Regions from separate parts of the Homo sapiens genome. Here region 1 is linked to region 2. The links are chromatin contacts, found by Hi-C in ENCODE. All regions are on one chromosome and are shown on one strand. Each heading gives the region's core, a stretch centred on a gene start or an enhancer-like site at or near the end of the contact. The rest is flanking DNA. Distances are from core to core; before and after follow the strand shown.

Region 1 (5,228 bases), core at 2,600-5,099, 5.0 Mb after region 2:
CATTGCTCCAGACTTTGAGACTCCATCTGAAAAAAAAAAAAAAATTAAGCCAGGCAAAGTGGCTGATGCCTGTAATTCCAAAGCTTTGAGTGGCTGAGGTGGGATGATCACTTGAGGCTAGGAGTTCGAGACCAACCTATGCAACATGGCAAGACCACCACACCCCCATCTCTGCAAAAAATTAGCCAGGTGTGGTGGCGCACACCTGTAGTCCCAGCTACTCTAGAGGCTGAGGCGGGAGGGTGGCTTGAGCCCAGGAGTTTGAGGCTGCAGTGAGCTATGATCATGTCACTGCACTCCAGCCTGGGTAACAAAGCAAGGCCCAGTCTCAAGAAAATCAGTTATTTTTGCATATGTATGGCGTACATAAGAACATTTGTTACATGTCTATAATGTAACCTCTCTCTGCTTTGCTTTGCAGCTCTGGCAGGGGCAGGGCAGCAGTGCTATGATGAGGCCACTTGTAATTGGGGGTGTTCATGGGAGGGCCTTTGTTCTCTGAGCACTGAGTGGGCACTGCTGTATCTCCATATGCCTGGGATCCTCATTGGTTCCCCTCCTTTCTCCCAGGCTTGTGCCTCTTTCTTTTACTTGACTTTTTTTTTTTTTCCACCCAGGCTGCCGTATAGTGGTGCCATCTCAGTTCACTGCAACCTCCACCTCCCAGGTTCAAGCAATTCTCCTGCCTCAGCCTCCCCAGTACCTGGGACTACAGGCATGTGCCACCATGCCTGGCCGATTTTTGTATTTTTAGTAGAGACAGGGTTTCACCATGTTGGCCAGGCTGATCTCAAACTCCTGGCCTCAAGTTATCCATTAGCCTCAGCCTCTGAAAATGCTGGGATTACAGGCGTGAGCCCGGCCTTTCTTCTTTTTCTTTTTTCTTTTGTTTGTTTTTTTAGAGACAGGGTCTCACTCTGTCACCCAGGTTGCAATGTAGTGGCATGATCATAGCTCACTGCAGCCCTGAACTCCTGTGCTCAAGTGATCTTCCCACCTCAGCCTCCCAAGTAGCTGGGACTATAGGTGTACATCACCATGCCTGGCTAATTTTTTAATTTTTTTTGCAGATATGGGGTCTTGCTATGTTGCTGAGGCTGGTCTCCAATTCCTGATTTCAAGTGAGCCTCCTGCCTCTGCCTCCCAAAGTACTGTGATGAGCTACTACGCCTGGTCATTGTCCCTCTTTCTCATGACTCTCTGGACATCCCTGGGGTGGAGGGTGGGGCAGGCACACACATCCCTCAACTTCCCAGTGGTTCCACGATGACTAAGCCAGCCCTGTCCCTGAGGCTGGGAGTCTGGAGCTAGGATCCACCCCCATGGCCTCATATCCCAACCTTGAGCCTGGGTTTCTGGTCAGACTGGACGGGCTAGCTCGGTCTCCTTAACTCTCAGAGTTGCCTTGTCCAGGCCCAGCGGGTCCCACACAGCCAGGCACACCCCACCCCACAGGGCTCCTGGGAAATTCTCTGCCCCACCCTCAGGCTGCCTCAGACAGACTGAGGTTACCTGTGATTGTCCCAGATAACCCGAGTGAGCCCATCCTCTGCTCTGGGTGGCTCCCTCCCTGGCAGCTGACCTGTAAATTTTGAAAAGATGGGGACAATGCTCAGCTAGGAGGGATGCTCCTGCTGTCTTCCCTGCTGGCCTGGCCACTCCCCAGACTGGACAGGTCCCTTGGCAGCTCTTCCCAGCAACCCAGGCAGCCCCAAGCCCCCTCTTGCTTGGTGTTCCAGGCCAGTGAGAATCTCACTTCTTCTCCAAAACTTTGTCTTCCAACTCCTGTTTTGTTGTGTTTTGTTTTTTTATTGAAACAGGGTCTCATTCTGTTACCCAGGCTGGAGCTCATGGCATGATCATAGCTCACTGCAGCCTCAAACTCCTAGGCTCAAGCAATTCTTCCCACCTCACCCTCCTGAGTAGCAGGGACTACAGATGTGGGCCACCATGGTCAGCTAATTTAAAAAGTTTTTTTCTTAGGCCAGGCATGGTGGCTCACGCCTGTAATCCCAGCACTTTGGGAGGCCGAGGCAGGTGGATAACAAGGTCAGGAGTTCGAGACCAGCCTGGCCAACCTGGTGAAACCCCTGTCTCTACTAAAAATACAAAAATTAGCCGGGCGTGGTGACAGGCACCTGTAGTCCCAGCTGCTTGGGAGGCTGAGGCAGAGAATTGCTTGAACCCGGGAGATGGAGGTTGCAGTGAGCTGAGAACACTCCACTGCACTTTAGCCTGGGCGACAGAGTGAGACTCTGTCTCAAGAAAAAAAAAATTATATATATATAAATTAGCCAGGCATGATGGTGAGTGCCTGTAATTCCAGCTCCTTGGGAGGCTGAGGTGGGAGAATCACTTGAACCTGGGAGGCAGAGATTGCAGTGAGCCAAGATTGCTCCACTGCACACCAGCCTAGGTAATAGAGTGAAACTCCATCTCAAAAAAGAATTTTTTTTTTTCAGAGATGGGGATCTCTCTGTGTTGCCCAGGCTGGCCTCAAGCAATCCTCCTGCCTCAGCCTCCCAAAGTGTTGGGATGACAGGCATGAGCCACTGCGCCCGGCCTGTGGTTTCTCCATGTGGGGCCAGATCACTCTTTGTGCAGGGAGCTACCCTGTGCATCTTTGATGTTGAGTAGTAGCCCTGGCCTCAACCCTGTGCCAATGAAAGATGTCTCCAGATGTTGCCAAATGTTGGGGTGGGGTGGGGCGCAGCCTTGCCGCCTGCTTCACCTGTTCTACCTGTCCATACTCATACCAACCTGCAAAGTAACTTAGACCGTGTGTTTTCTTTTTCTTTTTTTTTTTCTGAGATGAGGTCTTGCTTTCTCCCAGGCTAAAGTGCAGTGGCACGATCTCAGCTCACTACAACCTCTGCCTCCCAGGTTCAAGCGATTCTCCTGCCTCAGCCTCTCGAGTAGCTGGGATTACAGGCACCCGCCACCATGCGCAGCTAATTTTTTTATTTTGAGTAGAGATGGGATTTCACCATGTTGGCCAGGCTGGCGGCTCGAACTCCTGACCTGACCTCAGGTGATCCACCCGTCTCGGCCTCCCAAAGTGCTGGATTACAGGTGTGAGCCACCGTGCCCAGCTGGAGCATATGTGTTCTTTTTTTTTCTTTCTTTCTTTCTTTCTTTTTCTTTTTTTTTTTGAGACGGAGTCTTGCTCTGTCACCCAGGCTGGAGTACAGTGGCGCCATCTCGGCTCACTGCAAGCTCCGCCTCCTGGGTTCATGCCATTCTCCTGCCTCAGCCTCCCAAGTAGCTGGGACTACATACAGGTGCCCGCCACCACACCCGGCTAATTTTTTTGTATTTTTAGTAGAGACAGGGTTTCACCATGTTAGCCAGGATGGTCTCGATCTCTTGACCTCTAGATCTGCCCGCCTCGGCCTCCAAAAGTGCTGGGATTACAGGCATGAGCCACTGCGCCTGGCCAGGAGCATGTGTTTTCTCATCTTGGGCCTGGATCGAGTCCTTATGGTGGAGGTGATCTGCGGGTTCCAGAATCTTGGGAAGGGATTGGTGAGACCATAGCATGGCCCATTGCACCGTCCCTCTACCTGGAGTGAGGGGTGCCAGCCTCCCATTTCCTGGTGGGTGGGCTTGCTGGATGGCAGCCTGAGGTGGGTGGAGTCAGGCTGCCTTGTTCTATTTCCTGGTTCCCAGGGTTGGGTGGTGGCAATGGTGGCCCCGGAGCCAGAGGGCTTGGGGTACCCTGATCCTGCCTCCGGATTTACTGGGTGGGTGCTAGGGTGTGTGCTCCAAGACCGATGGCCCCTGTGGGCGTGGAGGAGAAACCAGAGACTCAAGCAGATCTCCCTGCCTGCCTTCTGCCCTCATGTCCCACTTCACCTTGGCTCTAGGCCAGGGGCTGCCAGAATGGTGACTCAGAGCGACTGAGAAGAGGAGAGAAACAGAATGGAGGTCCTTATCATCCTCCAATCTCCGCCATCCCAGCATCCCCATAAAGGTCAGGACCCTTGAGGCCACATGTCAAGACCATCCACACTGCCCTCTCCTGCTTCCTCCTCCTCTACCCGCCCTCTTTCAGTGGGATTTTTTTTTCCGGGTACCACGCTAGGGCAGGAAGGCAGAAGTGAGCATGGGGCGTGGAACGTCTCTGAGGTTGGAATATATTTAGGCCAGGAGAAGAGTGTGTGTGTGGTGCTGGCCAGGCCCTGGCGCCGGCTCGGCGGGCTTGAGGAGTGATGGTGGGGGGCCCTGAGCCAGTGTGGGGATGCTCCTGCCTTCTCCCTTTTTTTTTTTTTTTTTTTTTGGTTTTGAGATGTAGTCTCGCTCTGTTGCCCAGGCTGGAGTGCAGTGGTGCGGTCTTGGCTCACTGCAACCTCTGCCTCTTTGGTTCAAGTGATTCTCTTGCCTCAGCCTCTGGAGTAGCTGAGATTACAGGCATCTGCCACCACGCCCGGCTAATTTTTTCTATTTTTAGTAGAGATGAGGTTTCACCATGTTGGCCAGGCTGGTCTCCAACTCCTGACCTCATGATCCGCCTGCCTCGGCCTCCCAAAGTGCTGCGATTATAGGTGTGAGCCACCGTGCCTGGCCACCTTCTCCCTTTTAAAGACAGCCTGTCAGCTTTGGGGAGGAGGAGTGGGAATCACTAGGCCCCCACCAAGGCTGAGGCAGGCCCTGTGTGGGCCAGATACATTTAGCATCTTCAAAACAAACCAGCAAGACTAACATCAGGATCACTTACAGCTGTAAACACAAGGCCCAGAGAGGTTAAGTGGCTTTCCCAAGGCTGTTCAGGAAAGAGGTGATGATGGAAGGGTTCTCTTGCTGGCCCGGCTGGCTGCCACCATTCATGCACGCAGTGTTCATTCATGCAACACCTTTGTGGGTACAGCCTAGCCTGTGCCAGCCCCCAACAACGTGCGGGAGAACAAGAAGCCAACTGGACCCAGGTCGGCAAACCGCAGCCCATAGGTGGCATTCGTCTGTTGTCTCTGCACGGCCCTTGGGCTAAGAATGGTTTTTACATTTTTAAGTGGTTGAAAACAAAAGAATAAGAGTATTCCATGATACATAACAATTATATGAAATTGCAATTCCAGCCTTCATGAATTCAGGGTACACAGGTTACACCCATTTGAGTCCACATTGTCTGTGGTTGCCTTTTCGTGACTGTGGCAGAGTGGAGCTGTTTTGACAGAGACCCTGCAAAGCTAAACAACTTTCCTATTTGTCCCCTCCTCCCCTGTCCCCCT
Region 2 (5,265 bases), core at 2,182-4,681:
TTCCAGGAAGCCTGCCTTGAACACCCACTCACTCTCAAGCTTGGGGTCCGGCCTGAGCTCCATGGTCAGGGATCGGGGTGGAAGGTGAGGACAGGCGAGAAGCTGCCCAACTGCAGAAGGTGCAGCCTGGGTCCCTTCCTGCCTGGCTGACCCCAGGTGTCTTCCTCCAGCTTCCCAACCTTTGCCCCATGTGGTACCTTCCACCTGAAATCTCTCTCCAGCCCTGGCCTGCCCAGGTCCTCTTTTGAGCTCCCCTACTCCACTTCTCCGGAGTCCTGGGGCTTCTCCACTGGGGCGTGGACTCCACCATTCCACCATGTATCCTGTATTATATTATCGTTATTGTTTGTAGATACCGGGGTCTCACTATGTTGCCCAGGCTGGTGTCTCTTTTTTTTTTTTTTAATTGAGACAGGATCTCACTCTGTTGCCCAGGCTGGAGTTCAGTGGCATGATCATAGTTCACCTCAGCCTTGACTTCTGGGCTCAAGTGATCCTCCCACTTCAGCCTTCTGAGTAGCTGGGACTATAGGAGCACACCACCACGCTTGGCTAATTTTTGTATTTTTGGTAGAGATGGGGCTCTTGCCATGTTACCGAGGCTTGTCTCAAACTCCTGAGCTCCAGCAATCCACTCACCTCAGCCTTCCAAAGTGCTAGGATTACAGGTGTGAGCGACCAAGCCCGGTCATATATTATTATTAATACAAACAAATGCCATGCTCTGAGCACCCTGGAGTATGCGACATGTGATATTCAATAACTCCCTAGTCACAACAACTGAGAAGAGTTGCTTTATTATCTTTCTTTTCCAGGTGTGCAAACAAGCTCTTGGAGGGAAGGAGAGGAGAAAATAAACAGGTGAATATGGTGGGGGTGGGGTAAAGCAGGCAATGGAGGAAGGAGGAGGGGACTGAGGCTCAGGGAGAAGTATGTATGCATTTGAAAAGGGAAAGAGGCTGGGGCACAGTGGCTCTTGCCTGTAATCCCAGCACCTTGGAAAGCGGAGGCGGAAGGATCACTTGAGCCTAAGCGTTCCAGACCAGCCTGGGCAACATAGCAAGACCCCACCTCTACCAAAGTTTTTTTTTTTGTTTTTTTTAATTGAGACAGAGTCTTGCTCTGTCACCCAGGCTGGAGTGCAGCGGCACGATTTTGACTCACTGCAACCTCCGCCTCCTGGGTTCAAGTGATTCTCCTGCCTCAGACTCTCGAGTAGCTGGGATTACAGGTGCGCAACACCATGCCCAGCTAACTTTGGTATTTTTAGTAGAGAAGGGGTTTCGCCATATTGGCCAGGCTGGTCTCGAACTCCTGACCTCACGTGATCCACCTGCCTCGGCCTCCCAAAGTGCTGGGATTACAGGCATGAGCCACCACACCCTGCCTACCAAAGTTTTTTTATTTAAAACAAAAAAAAATTAGCCGGGCATGGTGGCAGGCATCTATAGTCCTAGCTCCTCTGGAGGCTGAGGTGAGAGGACTGCTTGAGCCCTGGAGTCCCAGGCTGCAATGAGCTGGGATCATGACATTCCATTCTAGCCTGGGCAACAGAGTGAGACTCCCATCTTTAACGAAATTTTTTTTGATAGAGTCTCACTCTGTTGTCCAGGCTGGAGTGCAGTGGCACGATCTCCACGCACTGCAACCTCTGCCTCCTGGGTTCACGTAATTCTACTCCAGGCTAATTTTTGTGTTTTTAGTAGAGATGGGATTTTGCCACGTTGGCCAGGCTGGTCTCAAACTCCTGACCTCAGGTGATCCACCCGCCTCAGCCTCCCAAAGTGCTGGGATTACAGGTGTGAGCCACCGCACCCAGCCTCTAACAGATTTTTTTAAAAAAAGAAAAGAGAAGGTCGGGCATGCTGGCTCACGCCTGTAATCCCAGCACTTTGGGAAGCCAAGGCTGGTGGATCACGAGGTCAGGAGTTTGAGATCAGTCTGGCCAACATTGTGAAACCCCCGTCTCTCCAAAAAAAAAAATATATATATATATAAATTAGCCGGGTGTTGTGGGCGCCTGTAATCCTAGCTACTCGGGAGGCTGAGGCAGGAGAATCGAATGAAACCAGGATGCAGAAGTTGCAGTGAGCCGAGATCATGCCATTGCAGTCCAGCCCGGGCCACAATGCAAGACTCCGTCTCAAAAAAAAAAAAAGAAAAAGAAAAAAGAAAAGAGAAACAGTGTAGCAGAGGGAAGGCCAAGTGCAAACGCCAGGAGTCTGAACTTGGAGGGACAGGTTCTTCCACACTTGCAACAGAGGTCTCCTGCCTCCCTGACCGCCCCGCCCCCCGCGCCCCTGTCTGTGTGAGGAAATCAAATCTCAGCTTGCCTAGGGCCCTGTGGCAGGGAGGCCCCAACTTCACCCCATGGGTCTTGGGTCTGCTGAGCTGAGTCAGAGAAAGGTTTATTATCCCCATTTTACAGAGGCTTATTGTCCAAAGGCGAAGCCACTTGCCCAGAGTACATGCGGTGGGCCAGCGACTATGAAAACCCCTGGGGCTGTCCTCTGTTCAGGGATCGCCCAGGCTCCCTGCCCCTGCGCGCTGCTGAGACTGGGTCATTTTCGGTTCTACCAGGCAAGCGGGGGACCCAGCCCCCACTGCTGCTGCCCTCAGCCAAAACCAGGGCTGCGCCACCACCCACCCGGCCTATCTCCCATCTTATCTCCCCAGCTCTGTCGCCTGACCCCTGCACCCCACCAAATCGCAGCCTTTGCCCGGTGCCCTCACCGCCTCGGTTGGCCCCCGCGCGCGCCTCGGGCGAACCCCTGGACTGGCCCTCCAACAGGGCCCCAGACTCGGGGTACCCAGGGTGGCCGCTGAGGCCTGGAGAAATCTGGGCCTCCCCTGTGCACCATCCAACTGCGCGCCCCAGAGGCTCAGGGCGCCCCGGGAGTGTGGGGGTGTGGACAGATGAGCAGAGCCAGAGCATCTCGGGCAGAAGAGGGGACCTGGGAGGGGGCCGGGGAGACAGACAGCGAACAGGGGTGAAGCCGGGGCCGGACGGAGCGCGCAGCGGACAATACTGGGTTCAAAGGGGAGAGATAAGGCGCAGACTAGAAACGCTAGGCTGGACCCGGGCCAGGCGCGCCGCGGGGCAGAGATGGGCGGAGCGGGAACGGGGGCGGGGGCGAGAATGGGGGGGCGGGGACGGGGGCGGGGATGGGGTGCGGGTGCGGGGTCGGGGGCCAGGGAGAGGCCTAGTTGCGTCGAGGGGGGCAAGCGCCTGGAGGACCCGGCGCCCGCTCCAGGCCCTGCCCCTCCAAGTCCCCCGCCCCGCGCCAGGCCCCGCCTCTCCAGGGCCCCAGCCCCGCGCCAGGCCCCACCGTTCCGGGGCGCGTGCCCCGCCCAGGCCCCGCCCCCACGGCCCCGCCCCGGGCTCCCCCCACTCAAGCCTTTTTTCCCCTGCTGGGGGCCGAGGCCCGGCCAGGAGCAGAGTCCGGCTGCCTGGGGCGGGCGGCGCGTGTCTGCAGCTGCTCCGGGTAGCCCGCTAGGCGCGCCGTCCCCAGCCCCGCCGCCGGCCCTCGGTGCGCCCGGCCGCCTGCACCCCCAGGTAAGCGAGCACCCCGCGCCGCGAACACCGCCCCGAACGCCACCCTCACGGCGGTCCCCGGCCCCGCCTCCGCGGCCATGGCGGCCCCAGCCCGGCCCCCACTCGCAGCTGGGCTCCAGCCCCCATCACCCCGCCGGGGACTGTCCCCCTCGGGGCTTCCCATCATGGCCGTCTCCCCGAGCTATCCGCGCTCCCCCACGAGGGCCGGGGCGCAACGGGTGCCCGAGGACGCGGCTGTGAAACGGGCTGGAGCGAGTAGGGGCGATCCTGGCCTCGTGACGCGGGGGAATCCGGATGTGTGAGCCGGGGGAGCGCCCCGTTTCCCCGACGTGCCAGGGCTGGGGACGCAGCTGGGGCCCTGGCCTCGGAGTCCGCAGCCCGGCCGCGTAGACGGCTTCTGAGAACCGCTTAAACACGTCATTCCAAGCCCGAGCTAACCCATCAGGCGGCCGGGGTGAGGTGGAGGTGCCCAGGCGGGGATAATGTCATTTGGCCTGGTTGGACCAGCCAGCGAGGGCTTTTTAGGCCCAGGGCCTAGCCGGGAGTGTGTGCGGAGCAGAAAAGAGGCCAGCCTGGCTGAAACGCGGAGAGGGAGGGTCTGAGGTGGAGAGAGGTTGGCCGGGGCCTGGGAAGCGGCGAGGAGAGTGTGGAACCCGTTCTCGGGGCGGTGGGGACCAGGGAGGCTTGGAACAGCAGGTGCATGGCGTGATCGGATTGTGTCTTAAGAACATCCCGTAGCCGCTGTGGGTAGGAGAGATGGGGATACTTGGAAGGGGGCTTCTGGCTTGACCTGGCTGGAAGGTGTGATAGGAAGTGGGTGAACTGAAAATTCGCTTTGGCAGAGTAACATCGTCTAATTCTGTCTGTTTGCAAGTGGAGCGTGGGGGACCGATGTTTCTCCTGGGTAGTTAGGAGTATATAGAAGAGGCTTTCATTGCTGGGTTGGGAGACTTGAGGAGAAGCTGCTCTGGGGGACACAGGAAGGTGGGCAGGGGGAGAGGCTGTTGTGGTTTGCAAAACCTACCAGATGGGGGAATGCTCCCATCGACTCCAGTCTGAGCTCAGGCAAGGTCTCAGGCATCTGAGCGCAGAGGCCAGGGTGACCCCACTGGGGCGACCTGGGTCTGTTATATGGGGATAGGGTTCCTGGACTGTGGAATTGTCTTTGAAGCCCTCGGCCTCCCCCAGCCTCAAATGGGTCTGCCTTCCAGGAGCAGCTGCTGTGAATAAACACAGAAGTGGAGCTGGGGGACTGATTAGAAGCCTCATTCAGTGCACCTGGGCCCCAGCAGGCCCAGCCAGGCGTGGAGGAAGAGGCATTGAGGACTTTCCTTACCTGTTTTTCCAGCTCACCCACTGCCAGCAGAGGTACTTTGAGCCTGGGGTGTGGGGGGTGGGGGGCGGCCTTGGTCGTTGAACTGGCTGTAGGGCCCCCAGGGAAAGGTTTCTGAGCTTCAGTTTACCCATCTGTAAAATGGGTCAGTAGTATCTGAGCCTGGGAGTGTTCATGGATCGATGAAAGCCGAGGCTAGGCAGATCTCGGTGGCAGCCACACCCCTAAGGAACCGGAGAGGGTTCTAACGCCCGGTGGGAGTTCAGGGGGATGTATGGGCTTCCATTTCTCCTCTGAGAAATTCACAACAGTGTCCACCTCCTGACCCAGGGCTGTCTGCAGGTTGAATAAAGCGGTTGACCCAGTGCGTGGCACA

What was found. Hi-C counts contacts between places; a loop is a spot of excess contacts on that map. Pooled maps may share reads with other maps.
Region 1: a pooled map shows a loop between it and region 2 (2.9-fold over the local background). The contact joins the enhancer-like site here to the promoter of CERS4 in region 2. A Hi-C loop is called at or near these places in 2 of 50 pooled maps.

What each region holds. Positions count from the first base shown.
Region 1 is chr19:13,168,647-13,173,874 of GRCh38, forward strand. No RefSeq gene overlaps it. Among named protein-coding and RNA genes, the nearest start is that of IER2, 21 kb to the left of the region's middle. RefSeq lists enhancers at 976-1,476, 1,477-1,977, 3,829-3,888, 3,929-3,978. Within about 2 kb of position 3,850, at least 34 of the 41 ENCODE cell types and tissues checked have a DNase peak (open chromatin) inside an H3K27ac peak, as active enhancers do.
Region 2 is chr19:8,205,939-8,211,203 of GRCh38, forward strand. CERS4 (ceramide synthase 4) reads left to right here and starts at 3,432. Exons shown (of 12, transcript NM_024552.3): 1 at 3,432-3,556; 2 at 4,768-4,924. RefSeq lists a silencer at 3,113-4,032.